Linked DNA regions of Mus musculus: region 1 is linked to region 2. Evidence: chromatin loops called from intact Hi-C (ENCODE). Cell type or tissue: left cerebral cortex. All regions are shown on one strand. Each heading gives the region's core, and the rest is flanking DNA. Links, peaks and the distances in the headings are about the cores only. Region 1 has its middle 53 kb from the start of Uchl5. Region 2 has its middle 22 kb from the start of Gm41964.

Region 1 (4,397 bases), core at 156-4,155, 86 kb before region 2:
ATAGTTTTTTTCTAAAACTAAATAACCTATCTTAATTTGCCCATGTTTACTTGATCAATATCAGTCAACATGGAAAAAACTTTCAGTCCTTAAATCTCAAAGTCCTTAAATTTGACATCACAGGCCTGGTTCCAGTTTCTCCTGTCTTGTGAAGATGATATCTACACTTTTAATTTGGTTTTGTTCTCTTACTGATAGGAAGTTCTTGGATGATATAACTTAGAAACAAACTGAATCTGAATTTGTGTGTATGTGATCTGTAAACATAAGGCTTACTTGGATTTTCCCTCACTCTTCAATTGAATTCTGAAGCTTTAGAAATTGCTATCATCAGAGTAACTATTAGATGCCAATTAACCAGTTTGAGGGAGACCTATATCTTTTGTGTTAACTATATATTTCCTTAAATTTATTCTTAAGTTATTTAATGACTCTTTTACTCAGTCTTCCTATGAGGTAAGCTCCTTTGGAACAGAGATTGAAATTTCCAGTTGTAAGAGCAATAAAGTAAAACTACTATGTGCAAATGTTGATTCCTGCTTGCTGTCAGCATGGGAGCGGACAATTGCCTGAACTGTTTAGGTCTTGGATTCCTCACTTGTAAAATAAAGGTATTAACTGGATGATGTCCAAATTCACTGACTTTGATCTTTTCAACTATCTGTCGTTAATCTTTTTTATTTCTTTTACATATTTTACTAGTTTAGTATTCAAGGAATAGAAATAAGGGTTGGTGTGAGATACCTAAACATACAGTCTGAGGAAAACATAGCTGTACAGGATCCAAAGGACTTCTAGAAGTCAGCTAGGCCAGTCCTTTATGCTGTATTGAAGTGAAGATTCAAAGACAGTGAAAAACTCCATCAAAGCCAGAGAAAGAGGCAGGGAGAGAAAGGGATAGGAAAAGGCAGAGGAAGAGGAAGGGGGAGGGAGTAGAGGGAAGAGGGGGCAGGGGAGGGGGAGAGGGAGAGGGCTGATGCTAGCATAAGGATTGCAACATTCAAAGTAAGACAGTATTTTTACTGTATATTTCCTTTCTTACTTTAAAACTAATGGGTTATCATTATTAAAAAGAAGCTCAGCATTCAACAGTATGGCATGATGACACTTTACATGTTGTGTTCTGTCTCCCTCAACAGCACAGTCTACTCTTACCATTTAAGTTCCAGCAATACACAACACTTATCTTTCTATATGCAGTACAACACTGATACATGCCTATTCATGCTTATTTTCTCTTTTGTTGGCATCACTTTTATTACTTTTCCATTTTTTATTTTTGGTACCTTTCATGGTCTCCCCCCTTTTCTGTGTACATGTTCTCTAGGGTTTTATCCTGGCTTTTAGTGGACTCACTTTTTATGATTAATTTATTCAACCACAATGGGTTGATTGCTGTCTAGAGATGCATCTTTCAAACTCTTGAACTCAGGTTTATTTCATAAAGTCTGGGTTATATAAGATGATCGCTTACTAGCCATCATAGGCATTACATAGACAATCCAGACTCAAAGTGTCATGTACTCAGATTGGCTCAACACTCATTCCTGGGTTTTGCCCATAGTGCTACAGGATAAAAATCAGTTGTGTTTTTTAAATTTTTATTTTAAATTTATTTCATATTGTATATATGTATGTTTGTGTTTTATTTGTGCATATATGTGTGTGTGTTTGTGTGTGTGTGTGTGTGTGTGTGTATGTGTGTGCCTGTGCCTAAGGAGCTCAGAAGATGTTTGAGCCCCTGGAACTGCATGGTTGTGAGCCATTGTGTGGGTGCTGAGAATTGAAGGATATTCCTCAAGAACAACAAGTGCTTTTTCCTCCTGAGCCATCACGTTGGTCCCCAAAAGTCAGTTCTTAAGAGGCCAAGACATCTCCCATGTTATGTCACCCATAGGCTAGGGAAACTGGTGATCTTATTCAGGGCAAGTGTAAAGTCCCAAGAACCAAAGGAGCCAATGTAATTCTTAGTTCATGTAATGTCTGTTATAAGCCTATTGTGGAATGAAGACTGGATTCAGAATACAGAAGCTTTTTTTATTCTGTATTTATTCAGAATCAATTCATCTAATCTTTGTTTTGGCTCATTCAATACAGCTTAACATCTAGGGTATCCCATTAAATCTTTATCAGATTAAAGTGAATGGTTATGTAGCAGAATATCATATTAACAAAAGATTGGAACTGGCTCACTGAGAACTCACTAAATACCTGTGGTACTCAGTCAAGATTCAGCTTAATGCTTGGTTCTTGAAAGGGAAAATTTACATTTCTCTTATATAACACTTAGTTTATCAACTCTGTGCCAATATTTTTGCTGTGCACTGATTATAGGCATGACAAGCAGTAATTGGAGCCACCTTCTCAAAGCAGTGGTTACATAAGAAAGACAGTGCTCAGAAACTCAGAAGGGCAGGATAGCGGCTCTTAAAGAATGGAGGAGGGTGTTGCAACCAGAGTGCTAGCAGGAGGTGTTAATGTAAGCCACAGCACAGATGCTATTGGCAGTGATTTGAAACCATAGAAACAAGTCGGAGCTACTGTTTCTGTTTATATTGAGCTGAGACCTCATGTGTATGAACTGCTCACACCACCAAAAATGGTTGAGAGTTGACCCTGGCTCAAAATAGATTGAGGTACTTTTGTCCTGTCTCCGTGCATCTGTGTATGCTTAATTATTTCACCAGCTCTACAATCAACGTTCTAACGTGACGATGTAGAGAAAGCAACTTTAGTTTTCTTTGCAGTCACAGCGATGTGAACTGTTTCCACTGTTCACCTCCAGTGGAGACCTGGAAAAGAAATAATAACGTGAAGCTGATCTGCATGATGGTTGTTAATATCTTAGCTCTAAACAAAATCCCCCATGACCAAGCATAGGAAATCACCCAGGCCTCTTTGTTTGACTGTAGATGATACACTCAACTCAGAGTGCTTAACAGCAAGATGAAAAACAGCCATCTTTGACACATTGTCTAGGATAAGTGGGTGTTAGGTAGAAATAAAAACCATGACACAATCTTCTGGGCTCTTTAGGAACCTTACTACTAAGGAACCAAAGCTCTTTTTTTTTCTGCTGAGAATTAGTCTTGAAAACATGAAGGTTTGGGAAGATAACAGTGTAGAGAAACTTGTATTTGACAGTATATTATAGACCTGAATAATCAAATTCCCGAAATAAAATGAGGCTAAACAGGATGGGTTTTGAATGTGTAGGAAATTTGTTTTCATTGTTAGAATTGAATAGATTCTTTGGATTTCTGTAACTGGCTTGGCTGTGGATATGGAATTAGGAATGAGAAGGAATCAGATCCTTCCCTTCATTACTTCATGGATCATCACACATTGGTAGCCTAAGGCTCAAGTCAGGGTCTCAGATTTTATTTATTTATGTTCACTTACAGTTTCTGAGAAACTGTATTGAACCCAAATGTTCTTTATTCTGTTACTGGTCTTTCCTACTGAACTCTGACTTCTCCAGTTTGATGTTCTTACAGTTTTCAATCACATTTTCTATCTCATTCCAACATCCATCCTATCCCGAGCTTTTGTCCCCGCCGGCAAGAACACACTCAGGACAACCAGAATCTTCTGCGGCAAAGCTTTTATTGCTTACTTATCAGGAGGGAAGACCCCAAACCGGGAAAATGGCGCTGCTTATATAGACCTCAGAGTGACGTTTCAGCACCTGATGTGGCATGACAGCTCCTGATTCGTTGCTCGCCCATCACCCCATTACTACGCGGCGAGATGGGCAGTGACTAGGCGTGAGTTCACTCTTGCACTTGTGCATAAGGCTTGTTTACTAGTTAGGCGCAGTGGAAGCCAGCACCATCTTATAATGGCGATTGTTCATGGCACGCACTCGATTGCTCGCGGCACAGCTCTCCACATCTCCCCTTTTTATTTTATTAAAATTTGAGGCTGGTCTAGGCCTCTGCAGTCATGTCCATCTGCTGTGGCTCCTGTCTTAGGTCATTCCTCCAATGTCACAGCCTTTCCTGTCATAGGGTAAGGTCGAGTTGATCCTGAGAACAGCTGCTCTCAGGGCCTCAAGGGTCTCATCGAATCTTTCAGACCAATTTCCTGCAAGATACAAAGAAATCTGCCTAGACAGATTAGCAAACATGTAAATATTGATTTTTCCCAAAGGAGGAAATATGGGTGACATCCATTTGCCAGCTCAAAGAACGGGAGCTAATAGTGGAGCAGGACTGATAGCCTAGCCCTTGTAAAGAGTGTGATGACTGAGTTACGGGCCAGGTTTTTGGCCACCAGTGAGAAGAAATAATACTTTTGTCTGCTCCTGTATCTAAAATTCCCTTAAATTGTTTCCCTTCTATAACTAACTCCAAGGATGGCCTGGAATCTAAAGGCATTATTAAGTAAGCAGAATC
Region 2 (4,397 bases), core at 290-4,289:
ACAAGGTTCCATTTTGTAGCCCAGAGTGTCCTGAACTCATTATGGAATCCAGCCTGGTTTTGAACTTGTGGCAATCACCCTGACTTAGCCTCCTGAATACTCTTGGGATTACAGGCCTGTGACCACAATGCCCAGCTTGGGTCTTCTTTTTTATACTCGGTTAGGAAATTACTTTGTTGGCCTTCAAGTCTTTGTAACTATATTCTTTGTTTTGCAAATTAATAGCTGGCTTATTTTCACTCAGCATTTCCCTTCTCAATTGGCATATAAACTGACATACAGTTGCAGCAAGGCAAATCTGCTTCATATTAGAGATGAGTGTCCATCATTTTTGCCAAGCAGAGAGGGAGAAGCTTAGTGATTACATAGTTCTGCTCAAACTAAGCATGCCTGGAAACTGTGCAGAGATACACAGAAGAACGTATGATATCTCCTGTTCTCATTTCACTTTGGGTATTACAGTTTGCCATTTGTCATCAACATTGACTTTTTATCTCATTGCAGCAAAGCTTAACAGCATCTAATTTTATCTGACTTAATGGTGGTTGCATGGCTTCTTTTCAGCAAGATTCTAATTTTCCTTTCATTTTATCATCCTGATTTTTATTTCAACTTTGCTTTTAAAGCATGTACACTGTGTTGACCTTTGGGTGGTCTTACTTTCAATACTATGAGGTCACTACACCATCACCAAAGTAACACCAATAAGCTTTTTTAGCTCACTTCCTAGCATAGAGGTTTTTTTGAATTGTTTTGTTTGTTTGTTTTGTAAAGACTTCAAAAGCAATCTTTAAAGAAATGTCAGATCAGCCAATTAAATCTCTGCCAGCAAGATCTCTTAACCCAATGTCCTTTCTTTTACTTTTATTTTATTACTCATGGAAAGAAAATTTGCTTAGCTTTGTCTTAACCTTGTATTTTGCGCATCACTTAATACTTATTGAATTTCTTCCCACTGGATGAATAGTTCTATTCTTTTGAAATAAGTGGCAATTCTTTGTACTCAGTGATTGAAATAAAAAAAAAAAGAAGTAATCCATTTACCAGATGTGCTTTGAAAATCTCATTTCTTTATAGAGATTGACTTAGTATTTCAGTTAATGTGATTCTCTTTGGACAATATGATTAGCTAAAAAAGAAAGGGTAACTACTTTCACATAATGTAATTGCTTCTCCAGGTGAGATTTGTGAATTTACCTATAGTACCTCAAACCAAACCTTTATTTATAGTTCAGTGGGTTTCTCTGATTACAGAAGAACATACTTTATGTTTTACTGTGGCAAGATAAGGCATAAAATCCTGTCCATTTTACTTTTTATATTAAATCCTAGTACACAGAGTGGGTTTATATGTAGCAAAGTAACTTTTCAGTTTCAAGTGAAAGTGTTCACTGGTTTATTAAGACATGGTCACATGTTGGGTATTTTTCTCATTAAGATTATAATCTCCTGAGACTGTATACTCTTCTGGATATCATGTAGGAACTATGTTTTTTCTCTTTTGTGTGAAAAGAGGATAAATGTTAAAAACAACAAGATTTAATTTAACAAAAGTCTAAAAACCCATAAACAACTCGATTGATTTGTCAAGTCAAAGGAATGCTGTATAGAACATTATAAAAAATCTTTCAGTGTTTTTTTCCAAACACAAATCCATTACTTTCTTTCTTTTTTATGAGTTTTTATTAGATTTGTTTATTTACATTTCAAATGTTATCCCCTTTCCTCGGAAAATCTCCTAACACCTCCCCCTTCCCCTGCTCACCAACCCGCCCCACCCACTCCCTCTTCCTGGCCCTGGCATTCCCCTTTACTGGGGCATAGAACCTTCACAGGACCAAGGGCCTCTCTTCCCATTGATGATCAACTAGGCCATCCTCTGCTACATATGCAGCTAGAGCCATGAGTCCCTTTGGTTGGTGGTTTAGTCCCAAGGAGCTCTGGGGATACTGGTTAGTTCATATTTTAGTTCCTCTGGGAGGGTTGCAAACCCCTTCAGCTCCTTGGGTACGTTCTCTAACTCCTTCATTGGGAACCCTGTGCTCAGTCCAATGGTTGGCTGTCAGCATCCAACTCTGTATTTGTCAGGCACTGGCAGAGCCTCTCAGGAGCATTACTTTCTTTTTGTTGGAAACTGTAGCTCTGTCAGGTGCACAGCTGTAGTTATAACTGTTTGTCTTCTAATGTTTCTTGAGATGAGTAACAGAATATATACATATAAAGGGTATTGAGTTTCAGTCTCAGGGTCCATTAGGGAGTGACAGTCAGTTGAGAACTGAACTGCTATTTGACTGTATCCAAAATTATTCTAATCTCTGAGTGTTTCAAAAGAGAACTTAACATTTTACAGTGATTTACAAGTTTTACTGTAGTCTTTCTTTTAGCTAGTTAACACATCTCTGCAGACGAGTTTGCAGTCCTTTCCCTCTGCAATTCGTATAGTTCACACGGAACTTGACTTCTGCTTTTTTGGCTGTCTAACTTCTCCTCTTTTAGATCATACGATGATAAACAGCACTTCCTCTGAGAGCATTCTCAGTCTGCCTGGGTCTGGGTTAGTTTCCGGACTGGCGAGACCGAGCTGTGGCCTGCTCCCTGCAGCAGCCTGTAGTGTGACCGTCTCCACAGCACAATTTTAGTGAGGCCTGGCTTCATCTCTGTCTTTTCATGTCTTTCCTCACCTGTTCAGCAAATGTGCAATGGGCATCTCTGCTTGTCTCTAATAGGCTCTGCTACCTTAGCCGTCAACTGTTGAAACCTTCCCTAGCTTGGGGAGCTTGACGTGAGGAATACTAGACAGGAGATATTCTTCCACAGTATACTGGGTGATGACTCTCTTTTACTGTCTTGTTAGGAAGAGGAACTAGCTCCCCTTTTATTTACATGTTCCTTCACCAGGCTGGACAGGCAGATAGTTTTTCTTGTTGGAAAAAAATGTCAGTACCATATCCTTTAGCCTTGGTAGAGATCATTTTTCCTCAACTGTTGCCAACTTCCTCCCCCCTCCATTAAATTTTAGCACCACAAGCATACTGCGTTTCTGTGGATTGCCTTTGAAGATCCATGGATCACTGTGTCTTTTCTTTACAACCCAAGAATACGTTTTTGGTCTTTTTGGGTCTGTTGCTCGGTGTTTGGTTGTGCTGATGTTGCAATTACTATCAAGTGTCAGTGGCCAGGAAATGGGGGAGATCCACAGAGGGGCATTTGACTTTTTCAACCTTTCCTAGCTTCTCCCAGTTAGAGAAAAAGACGGTATGACGCATTCCAGTTTCTCTGGGAGATGGTCTTGTATATCTATAAGGGCCTCAAGTGTCCTGTCTGTCTGTCTGTCTGTCTCTCTTTTTCTCTCTCTCCCCTCCCTCCCTCCCTTTTCTGCCTGCCTGTCTTCCTTTCTTTTACCCAAAAGGGAGGTGTGCTGTGGTTTCTAGAGGCAGGATCCAGGTCTGAGCTCTTCCAAATTTGGCAAAAGCTCCTGGCACGTTTTTCCCCCTGAGCTCTCTTGTTTAGTTCCCTGAGCTGTTTGGGGACATCTGCAGCTGAAGAACAATCTTCTCTCCTGGGGGTGGAGAAAGGGCCACGTGACTTCTCCCTTCTCGTGTCTCGTGGCACACTGGGTGTTTGTAGCCAAACTATCCTGGGCTCTGGAGAATCTCACAACGCAAACAGCTTGCCTTTTGAGGCTTGGGCATATGTTCTAGGCAGTCTGAAGCCTGCTTGCATGAGTTCTGTGACTCCCTCCACTCTGCCAAGACCAGCTGGCTGTTATTAGTTCTGTATCTTTTGTTCTCCCCAGCTCAGTCTAAATACAATTTCATAAATATTGACTGGGGTGATTTATACTGAACTTCATGAGATTGAACTACAGATGAGCAGGTGAAATGTTGGGCAATTTTAAATAGCTTGTTTAAGGTTGCCCAGTTTGAGAAATAGGGTAACTTCAGAATCTGAACCCAGTTTTTTTTCTGACTCACCTGCATTATGTTACCCTCATCTTCCAAACTGGGTGACAAAGCACGTTGCTTACGGACATTTCTCTCACGCAGTGCTTTGTATGCTTGGGTATGGAGAGAAGCTGTGTAGGCTGGCAATGAGGATGCACCAGTCTCAGCCCCATAGTGGTGTTGTTCAGAACACTGAAGCACCCTTTGAGACTTGGCAGATCTCGAATTATAACCTAACTTCTTTATGGTACTTTTGGTAGAAGGTCTCAGAAAGGCCAGATGTAGAAAGCAGGGCGCCATCATCTTTGAAGATTCTACGTACTGTGCTTGTATTGTGGTAGTTTATCCAGTCTGCTTTGTCAACTACTGGTGCCCTTTACTCGAGGTCATTATACATGCTAGTTGTGTTTCATTTGAGGAACTAAGTATATTAGGAAAGAGGGCTCATTTCAG

The links. Hi-C counts contacts between places; a loop is a spot of excess contacts. Peaks named below come from ENCODE experiments on the same cell type or tissue, not always from the same donor. Only the 100,000 strongest peaks of a DNase experiment are listed, where the experiment ranks them.
Region 1: a loop joins it to region 2, with 3 times the contacts of the local background. A loop is called at or near these places in 6 of 42 quality-filtered maps.

The regions. Positions count from the first base shown.
Region 1 is chr1:143,828,419-143,832,815 of GRCm38, forward strand. No RefSeq gene overlaps it. Among named protein-coding and RNA genes, the nearest start is that of Uchl5, 53 kb to the left of the region's middle. In left cerebral cortex, for the core only: no CTCF peak of the experiment used is centred there; DNase peaks (open chromatin) are centred at 2,455 and 2,880; H3K27ac peaks cover 1,358 bases.
Region 2 is chr1:143,914,208-143,918,604 of GRCm38, forward strand. No RefSeq gene overlaps it. Among named protein-coding and RNA genes, the nearest start is that of Gm41964, 22 kb to the right of the region's middle. In left cerebral cortex, for the core only: no CTCF peak of the experiment used is centred there; DNase peaks (open chromatin) are centred at 2,591, 2,805 and 3,590; H3K27ac peaks cover 1,902 bases.